Linked DNA regions of Homo sapiens: region 2 is linked to region 1. Evidence: read pairs that join two places in POLR2A ChIA-PET (ENCODE). Cell type or tissue: GM12878. All regions are shown on one strand. Each heading gives the region's core, and the rest is flanking DNA. Links, peaks and the distances in the headings are about the cores only.

Region 1 (5,391 bases), core at 155-5,154:
TCAAATAAATAATAGACCAAGCTGAGTGTGGCGGTGCATGCCAGTAGTCCCAACTAAGCAGGAGGATGAGGTGATCACTTGAGACCAGTGGTTGGAGGTTGCAATGAGCTATGATTGTGCCATTGCACTCTATCCTGGACAACAGAGCAAAACCTTGTCTCAATAAGAATAATAATAATAATAAACGGACCAATACTTAGATGGTTTTTCTGTATAGCCTTATTTCCTTTCACAAAGTTTTATTCTGGATCTTCTCTATATCAGGAGGCTCCTTTAACTTTGATGTGTCTGCCTGGCAAGGGCTTAACGCTGTCATTGTCCCTGATTTAGACTTTTGTCCATCAAAGGCTGTGAACTTTTTCTAAGAAAAGGAAACCTTGTGAACAGAGTAGTTTAAATATTTGATATTCACTTGTAAAAATGAATTCTGTTGGACTTTCCAGTTCTAGGATTCTATTTGTGTAATGGCAGGGTGGAAACAACAGATTGTAGTTGCATGAATGTCATCTGGATTATGTCAGGCAAAGAAACATCAAATTTATCCTGAATTAGATCAAATAGAAAACTCCAAAGATTTTAATCGATGTGAAAAAGTCAATTAATAGAATTGGGAATTACAATTTTCAGTGTTTAGATAGTAGTATATATTGAAATAAAATTTTCTAAAAAATATTGATTAAAATTCTTCTGAGGGCTTTTGGATTCCATCACATGTATTTTATTTCTTGGACTCTTTTGCATCATCAGTGCTGGAGCATCTCTGCAGGCATGTATAATCACACTATGATGCTTCTGTGTGCGGTCCCTGACACAGTGATCTGTTCCCTGCAGAAACAGGAGGTCATGACAACTAAGAAAGCAGAGATTCTACTGTTAGTACAGACAGAGGAAAACAAATTATTTTTTGTCAGTGGATCTGCCTCTTTCCAATTTTTGCAGGAGAATTTCTTTGCAGGTTATTCAGGAACAAATTAGGTATTTGGTCAATGCAAAACTGAATCTTTTTCTTTTTTTTTTTTTTTTTTTTTTTGAGACAGAGTCTTGCTCTGTTGCCCAGGCTGGAGTGTGCAGTGGCACGATCTCAGCTCACTGCAAGCTCTGCCTCTCGGGTTCACACCATTCTCCTGCCTCAGCCTCCCAAGTAGCTGAGACTACATGTGCCCACCACCACACCTGGCTAATTTTTTGTGTTTTTAGTAGAGACGGGGTTTCACCATGTTAGCCAGGATGGTCTCCATCTCCTGACCTTGTGATCCACCCACCTTGGCCTCCCAAAGTGCTGGGATTACAGGCGTGAGCCACCGCGCCCAGCCCAAAACTGTATCTGTCCGTGAATTATACATATATATATTTTAAAGAATGAGTCAGTAAGGGAGTGGCTTTTTTCTGCACCCAGGAAAATGTGTCCATCTTCTTGTGATTAACATGCGGCCGAGTGGAATTGCCTAGAGTGTTTCATTAGCAACACATACAGTAATGTTTCAACACCACAGGGCTAATTGCCTGTCTAATTCAACTGCTTCAGGGAAATCTTGTTTTCTTCCTAAGCAAACCTGAAGATGAATAATAAAAATATTAATATTAATTTCTAAAATTAAAAATATCTATTTATTGACATTAGGGTAATGATTGTCTGATAGCCATAACTTCTTCCATACCTCTCAGTAAATGCCAAATCTTACCTCAGTAGCCTGTTTTTTTCAAATGTTCCTCTAATAAGGAATAGACTCACACTAAATCTTTTTTTTTTTTTTTTTTTTTTGCGATGGAATTTCGCTCTTGTTGCCCAGGCTGGAGTGCAATGGCAAGATCTTGGCTTGCTGCAACCTCTGCCTCCTGGGTTCAAACGATTCTCCTGCCTCAGCCTCCCAAGTAACTGGGATTACAGGCATGCACCACCATGCCTGGCTAATTTTGTATTTTTAGTAGAGACAGGACTTCTCCATGTTGGTCAGGTTGGTCTCCAACTCCTGACCTCAAGTGATCTGCCCGCCTCCGCCTCCCAAAGTGCTGGGATTACAGAGGTCAGCCACCATGCCTGGCCTAAATCTCTTATCTAATAATAATAAAACCTAACTTTTGTTGAGCAATTAATATGTACTTTCCCAAACACATGTGTATAGTATCTCATCTAATCCTCACTACAACTCTGTGAGGTAGGTACTGTCAATAATTCATTCTACAGATGAGTAGATTGAGACACAAAGTGGCTAAATGACAGCTTGAGGTTACGTAACCAATAAAAAAATGGAGATGGAGAATATATTAAAAGCCAGATAGAGAGATGACTGTCACTTTGCAAGGAAGAAAAGCTTAGTCTTATAAAGCAAACAGAAAATGAAAGAGCTTCCTTTCTGCCATATGAAGACTATAATGAATTTTTTCCTGAAAAATTATTTTAGAAAGCAGGAGTTGCACCAAAACATTATATGTACTAAATTTGGAGAGGAGGGGAATTCCTTCAGGCAGTGACCTTTATTACTAAGGCTTGATTTGGAAGCCAACTTTTATAACTCAGTTAAAAACTGCTAAACCCAAGCACTTATATAAAAGAAATGCTGACATGACCTTAATTCCAGAGGTGCAAAGGGTATAATTGAATTTAAGAACAATGCATCTTACACATTAAGTCATTAAATAGATTGTAATAACCTGACACATTTGGTAAGTACTACATGAAAGTGATTTACAATGATATGCAAGTAAAATGAGCTTGCACTATTAGCTACTGTATTTTAGGTTGTGTTTGCCAAATATAACATTAAATTATAATACAGTCATTTAGAAAATGTTATGGTAGTATATCTAAAATGTTCCTGGACATGACGCCAACATAGAGAGAGGGGCTGTTAGAATCTACAGAATATTGCCAAATGCTTATGTATTCAGATAGCTTATATTTACAGTTTTAAGAATTAAACCTAATCAGAAATACACATCTTTTTGACCCAAATTTCTGGAGTTCCTCAGGTGACATGGTACGTCCGGTTGAAGAGTGTATATAAGGATGCCAAGTAAATGCCAAAACTGGAACATTCTTCCACACAGTTATATACTTGGCACTAGAGAAAAAACATCCAGATGTTTGGCATTATACAACTAAATGCCTAAATCCAAGTGAAATCATGAGTTAAACACACAGTCATGGAATTTAATCAATGTAGTCATCCAGTTGGGTTTAATTCTAGCTCAAACAAAATAAAACAAAGCCAAAATTCTTCTCTTCATTTCCTTTTTTTTTTTTTTTTTTTTTTTTTTTTTTGAGACAGAGTCTCACTTTTTCGCCCAGGCCGGAGTGCAGTGGCTCTATCTCGGCTCACTGAAAGCTCTGCCTCCCGGGTTCATGCCATTCTCCTGCCTCAGCCTCCCAAGTAGCTGGGATTACAGGCGCCTGCCACCGTGCCCGGCTAATTTTTTGTATTTTTAGTAGAGACGGGGTTTCACCACATTAGCCAGGATGGTCTTGATCTCCTGAACTCGTTCTTTTCATTTTCAAGGGCAGGGCTGAAGACCTGGATTTTCTATTTATATTGTCTCTGTATTTAATCTGACTGCTTATAGGATCAGTAGTGAAGTGAAATGCACTAATCATTTCAGTGCAACAGAAAATCCACTAGTGGAAAATGCGTTAGCCCTCAGAATTCCAACACTTATTTTGACTGGACCTCCTGCTTGTTTTATTTCCCTATGTAAATGCTAATATAGCAAATGCGAGTTAATACATAAATAAGAATACATCTAACAGCTTTTCCAGGTAAGAGCTGGTCACAATAATTGCAAATATATTCAAATGTTTTATTTTAGGTTTATGTGTAATCAGTGAGCTATGGATGTGAATATGTGCATATATGTTAAAACATAGATAACTCAGTGACCTAAAAATTGCAAATTTCAAAAAAATCACTGCATAGTAAAATAGATTTTTAAAAATCAAGGGCTTAAATTGAATATGTGACTCAATTAGTGTAGTAGATCATGGCAAAATGGCTCCTCTTTTTCCTACTCCTTACAATGTGTATATGCAGCTCTTCCCATCAAGATGTGAAATTCATTAGTCCTCATGTCCACCCCTTGAATCAGGCTGTCTTGTAGATTGCTTTGGTCACTACAATGTGGGGGACATGATGGGATCCCATTCATAGCCAAGGCCTCAAGAGGTGTTATACGCACTCTCTCACTTCCTTCTCTTCCTTTGCCATGAGAACAGCTCTGGGCTACCTGCTAAAGAATGAGAGACCACATGAAAGAGGGCCAAATCATCCCAGCTGGGGCCATCCTAGACCAGCCAGCACCAGCCCACCCCCCGAGCTGATCACAGAAACATAAGCAAGACCAACTAAGTATATCTGAGCCTGATGCAGACCAGTGAACTCATCTGGCTGACTTGTAGGCTTATAAGAGAGAAATAATAAATGGTTGCTTTAAGTCAATAAGTTTAGAGGGTAGTTTCTTATGCCACAGTAGATTACTGATACAATTAGTGTCAGACAATATTTTTATAGCAAAATAATGAAAATATCACAGTTATCTCTAAATATTAATGATCCTTGAATTTACATACATTTAATATTTTGTAATGTACTGTCACAGACTTGGCCTGTAGGCAAGACAGATGTGATTATCCTCATTTTAAAGATGAGATAGGCCGGGCGCAGTGGCTCACGCCTGTAATCCCAGCACTTTGGGAGGTCGAGGCGGGTGGATCACGAGGTCAAGAGATCGAGACCATCCTGGCCAACATGGTGAAACCCCGTCTCTATTAAAAATACAAAAATTAGCTTGGCGTGGTGCCGCGCACCTGTAGTCCCAGCTACTCCGGAGGCTGAGGCAGGAGAATCGCTTGAATCCTGGAGGTGGAGCTTGCAGTGAGCTGAGATCGCGCCACTGCACTCCAGCCTGGCAACAGAGCAAGACTCCGTCTCAAAAAAAAAAAAAGAAAGAAAAGAAAAAAAATCTGCATCCTGGCCGGACGCAGTGGCTCACGCCTGTGATCCCAGCACTTTGGGAGGCTGAGGCGGGCGGATTACGAGATCAGGAGTTCAAGACCAGCCTGGCCAACATGGTGAAACCCCATCTCTCCTAAAAACACAAAAATTAGCCAGGCATGGTGGCGGGTGCCTGTAATCCAAGCTACCTGGGAGACTGAGGCAGTCTCCTGCCTCAATCACTTGAATCCAGGAGGCGGAGGTTTCAGTGAGCCAAGATTGTGCCAGTGCACTCCCGCCTGGCTGACAGAGCAAGATTCCGTCTCAAAAACAAACACAAAAAAATCTGCATCCTGGTACTGAGACAGCTAATAAAGCAAGCTCTATCCCCACCATTAGGAAAACTAGGGTATCGCTCCTCCAATAAACCCCCTAAAATCAAAAAAGAGAAAATCTCCCGAAATCC
Region 2 (5,391 bases), core at 113-5,112, 460 kb before region 1:
TACTTTTTTTTTTTTTTTTTTTTTTTAAGAGATGAGGCCTTGCTGTGTTGCTCAGGCTGTTCTCAAAGTCCTGGCATCAAGTAATTCTCCTACCTCAGCCTCCCAAGTAGCTGGGATTACCGACTTGAGCAGCTGCACCCGGTTTAAGATACAAAATTATATATACACTTTGACGGCATCTACGTAAAAAAAGCTATATGAATAGAGACTAAAAGGAAATACTTATAACTTGGGCTGCATTATTTGGATTGGTAAAATGTAATTAGACTTGGCATTGTGAAGAAGTTACAATATATAAGGTCGTGACTGTTGTTTAGAATTATATTTGAATCAGTAAGGATTATATGTCTATTCCCATTCCCATCAACAAGGACGCATGTACACTTCTCACTGGTGGCCATTTCTTAACTTTCTGGGAAGTGGGGGAGGTGTGTGGGATGGGGTGAGGGGAAGAAGTGGAAGAATCCTGGATATCCTTAACTTTATGCTTTGATAACCACGTGATGATCTGTGCAAAAATCTGTTTTTTATGGTAATAAAGGAACAAGAGAATTCTTTATTTTTCTGTCCCAAGAAGTGATTTAATTTTTAAAACTGACAGTAAGGAGGAAACAGTGAAGGAGAGATAGGGGAGTAAGAACTAGTACCAGTATAAGCTGATGACTTGTTATAAACAAGGGACCTGAAATATTATACTGTTGTTGTTTTTAAGCATTTTATCATTCTAGATCTGTTTCACAGCAAGCCTTTCTGAGGGCTGGCACTCAGGGACATGGTGAGAAACATTTGAGATAGTATTAAGGTTGTGGGTTTTTTAATTTCAGAACTGAGGGAAGTCTCTATACTCAATGGAGAGAAGGTGCCAACTATTAAAATATGAACTTGCATAGTGCTGTGCATAATAGTCTGCTCAACCTATTGAAAGTAAAGGGGATGGCTTGCAGATTAACTAATATTGCATAGTCTTCCTTCTAGTATTGAAAAAAGAAGAGTGTAGCTCAATAAGAGTCAACAATAACCGACTATTTTAACAGATGGAATCTTTCGGTTTGTTATCATCAATTCATGTATTTGGTGTTTCTAAACTTTTGTACTTACGTTATTTTTACACTATTGGATAATGTTAGTAGAATATTGTCTTTTAAGTATCTGTTGCTTTTAGGAGATGGTTTTGGAATGACATTGGATAATAACTAAACAAATTTGAATTAGATTATTTTTGTGTCTTGGTTTTATTACTTTTAGCTATGATTTTGGACCATCCTCTTTTCTCTCCATTTTCCTGAGGGTTGTTTGACATTTTTATCGATTCACAGAGTAAGTGGTCTTTTTCTTTTCCTTTTCTTCCCCAATAATACAGAGACTGATTAAAAGAGGGTATATTTTTACTTGTCGTGAATCAACCATGTTATAGAACTCTTGCTTTCTCAACTTCCGACTATGGATATGGCTATTTTTAAAAACTTATGGTTAACCCTTTTAGGGCAAGGAAACTTGTTGTATGAAAAAGGAACACATTTTAGAGAACAGAGCCAATTCTAACTCTGCTGTATAACTTTATATGTTGGTGTTAAAGCTAGTTTCCAGAATGGGTAACTAGTTAGGAATTTATTCTTGAGCAATATGACAAATAAAAATTTCACTTTAAAAATAAGTTCACTAATACCCATTTCTCATATTAATTTATTTAACAAATATTTGTTGACTACTTATTGTTTGACAGGCCCAATGACCATTTCTAAGAATGTAATGGGGAGCAAAAAGAGATGCACTGTTTGTGAGCATCTGCTTGGAGCGTAGTAATTAGTCTGATAATTACTAATTAATTATATAATTAGCTATTAGTATCTACAGACATTAATCAAATAAACTATCTAAAACATAAAATTGCAGCTATGAAATATGCTCTAAAGGAAAAGTACAGGAGGCTATGACAATGAATTTAAACTGATTAAAGTTTAGGAAAGCCTTTCTTAAAGAGGGGCTTCAGTGTAAGAGGTTTCTCCAAACAGGCAGCATCTGAATAAGTTCCAGAAAGAGTTTCAGTCTGAGAGACAGTCATAAGCAAAGACCTCTGGCAGGTGGGAGAGCAGCTTGGTGGGTAGTATTAGGCTGAGAGAAAGCCAGTGTTGCTGCAGTGCCCAGAGTAAAAGTTGAGAGTGATTATGTGAATGGCTGGAGAAGTAGGAAGTAAGTCCTTCTGGTGTTATGTACTGTTATGCATTGTGGTTTTAATTTGCATTTCTCTGATGAGATTGAAAATTTTTTTCACATGTTTACTGACCATTTTCATATTTTTTCTGAGTCATCCCTGGTCAAGTCTGTTGCTCATTTTTCTATTTGGTTCTCTTTATCTCTCTCATATTCATTGGTAGAGGATATATATATATATATATATATATTTTTTTTTTTTTGAGATGGAACTTTCGTCTTGTTGCCTAGGCCGGAGTGCAATAGCCCAATTTCAGCTCACTGCAACCTCCGCCTCCCGGGTTCTAGCGATTCTCCTGCCTCAACCTCCCAAGTAGCTGGGATTGCAGGTGCCCGCCACCATGCCTGGCTAATTTTTTCTATTTTTAGTAGAAACAGGTTCCACCATGTTGGTCAAACTGTCCTCAAACTCCTGACCTCAGGTGATTCACCCGCCTCGGCCTCCCAAAGTGCTGGGATTATAGGCGTTAGTCACTGTGCCTGGCCAGATTTTTATATTTTTAATACAAGTCCTTTTTCAGATACGTGTATTGTAAATATCTTTTATTTTGGTTAGAAAAATAAATTCAAGTTATCAATTTTTTCTAAGTAATTAGATAAGGCATTTTATACTGTGTTTAAGGAATCTTTCTGTATCACAAAGTCATGAAGATACTCTCCTGTACTATCTTTTAGAAGCTATTGTTTACTTACACATTTGATATATACTTGAAATTGATTTGTGTATGATGTGAGCTAAGAGTAAGGATTCATTTTTTTCCCCATAGGGATATCCATTTGTCTCAGTATCATATATTGAAGAGATTCCACTATACCATGTTCTCATCTTTGTCATAAATCAAGTTACTATATATGTGTGGATCTGTTTCTGAACTCTTTATTCTATTCCATAAGTTAATTTGTTTCTTCTTAGGCCATTAGAAAACTTTTTAAATTAGTGCAGCTTTATAATAAATCTTGCTGTCTGGTAGTGTAATTTCTCCAATGTAATTCCTTTTTAAGAGTGCCATAACTATTAGGATCAAGTTGCCAGTTTCTACAAAAATAATCTGCTGGGATTTTGAGCGGGATTATACTGAATCTATAGATTCATTTGAGAATTGACATCATCAGAATATTGAGTCTTCTGTCTGTGGATCTAGTACATTCCTCCATTTATTTGGGCCTTCTTTATTTCCTTTGTATAATATTTTGGCATTTCCTGTGTAGAAGTCATGCACATGTGTCTTTAAAATTATGTCTGAGTGTTTTTTGATGCTAGTGCCGGTATGTATTATTTGCTAGGGCTACCATAACAAAGTACCACAAACTGAGTGGCTCAGATAACAAATTTATTTCCTCACACTTCTGGAGCGTCCAAGATCAAGTTTTCTGTAGGATTGGTTTCATTCTGAGGCCTCTCTTCTTAACTTGTAGATAACCCTCTTCTCCCTAAGTCTTTAAACAGTGTTCCTTTGTATCTGCGAACAATGTCTGTGTTATAATCTCCTCTTCATAATTATAAGGATACCGGACATATTGGATAAGAGCCCACACATGTGACTTAATTTTACATAAATACCACTTTAAAGGTCTTATCTCCAAATACAGTCACCATCTGAGGTACTGGAGTTTAGAACTTCAACATATGAATTTTGAGGGGACACAGTAGAACCTGTAACATAATACTATCAAATTATATTGGTGACATATAGGAATACAATTTGAATTTTGAATCTTGACCTTGTATACAGTGGCCTTGCTACTTCACTTATTACTTTTAAAAGTGTATCTATTAATTGTTTTGGCTTTTCTACACACATGATCACATCACCAGTGAATAATGACATTTTTTTCCTGATTTTAGGGTGAAAGCCTGTAATATTTTACCAATAAGTATGGTACTTGCTGTAGGCTTTTTATAAACCCTTTTTCCAAATTGAGGTAACTCATTTATTGTTCATTTGTTAAGCAAGTTTTTTTTTAAAAAAAAAATCATGAGTGGACTTTGAAATTCACACACAGTTTAAGTGTTAACCATGGAGAAAAGTTGATAGGATGTATTGATTGATAGTTTTGATATAGTAAATAGTGGAAAATAAAAATTTTGTTCATATTGAACAATTGTTCAATTGAAGTTTTGTGTTGTTTCTTAGTTTCTATGAAATTTGAAAGGAATGATTTAGAGAAAACTGGGAAAATTACTTTGAAGGGTGAATTTCATTGAAAAAGTAAAAAATTCAGCCACCTAATATTCTAAAGATCCAGGTGTTTATAGTCATCAGCACTTGAGTAATTTTAATGTAATCTTTATTTCTTTAATTTTTGCCAAGTAGGCAGGTTATTGTTGTCTAATTTGTTTTCAGTTAATAATAGAAATGACTCCTCTAGATACTTTGCTTTGATATTTTGAAGTTTGATACTTGAAAACAGTGAGTATGTACAAAAAGTTAAACTGTGGATTATACAAAGTGTTATTTGGAGCTATTCAGAATCATTAGAAAGTATGTCTCAGATGATAGATGGTTAGGACTAGTCATATGGTAGTATTAATGGCAGTAATATTAAATAGTAATAATAACTAAAGGCAATTTTTTAAGCAATTAAAATATTGTAGGTGCTATTGCAAGTGATTTACATGTGTTAACACAGCCCTTAAAATAATTCTCATAATACTATTTTATCCCACTCTTTTACAGATAAGGAGACTAAGTAAGATACAGAAAGATAACTAGGAAGATAAAGGCCACATAGCTAATAAATGGTGGAATCATGATTTGAATCTGGGCAGTTGGTTCCAGAGTCTGCTCTGGAAGGCTATATTGTACGTGCTGGGATATAAGTCTTTAATTTTAAAATAGAAGATTAAATGAAGAATAGTACATTTTTATCCCAGACTCAAAAAATACAGCAGGAGCAACAAAAATTAGTTTTCCACAATATGACTTTGTTATTTGCCCGTTTATATGCTAGGTGCATAGTCGCTCTCCCTGCTGTCATTCCTAAACCATTATTCTAACCCCCATCCCAACAACCCTCTTCCTACACCAAACCAGTTCACATGCTCTTGATAGCAACACATTGTTTGGAAGTGAAATTAGATATAATGAAGAATCATGACCCTCAGTTTCCATATTAATAAACAGAGGTGAATTCTTTAATCTCTAAAATTACAGAATGGTTGAACCTAATCTTCAAGAT

Evidence for each region. ChIA-PET counts read pairs that join two places held together with the same protein. Peaks named below come from ENCODE experiments on the same cell type or tissue, not always from the same donor. Only the 100,000 strongest peaks of a DNase experiment are listed, where the experiment ranks them.
Region 2: POLR2A ChIA-PET joins it to region 1 with 6 read pairs; 2 of 35 experiments call an interaction of 5 or more read pairs at or near these places.

The regions. Positions count from the first base shown.
Region 1 is chr15:35,029,845-35,035,235 of GRCh38, reverse strand. No RefSeq gene overlaps it. Among named protein-coding and RNA genes, the nearest start is that of ZNF770, 44 kb to the right of the region's middle. In GM12878, for the core only: no CTCF peak of the experiment used is centred there; no DNase peak of the experiment used is centred there.
Region 2 is chr15:35,493,579-35,498,969 of GRCh38, reverse strand. All of the region lies in intron 3 of DPH6 (diphthamine biosynthesis 6), which reads left to right. Among named protein-coding and RNA genes, the nearest start is that of DPH6, 50 kb to the left of the region's middle. In GM12878, for the core only: no CTCF peak of the experiment used is centred there; a DNase peak (open chromatin) is centred at 2,169.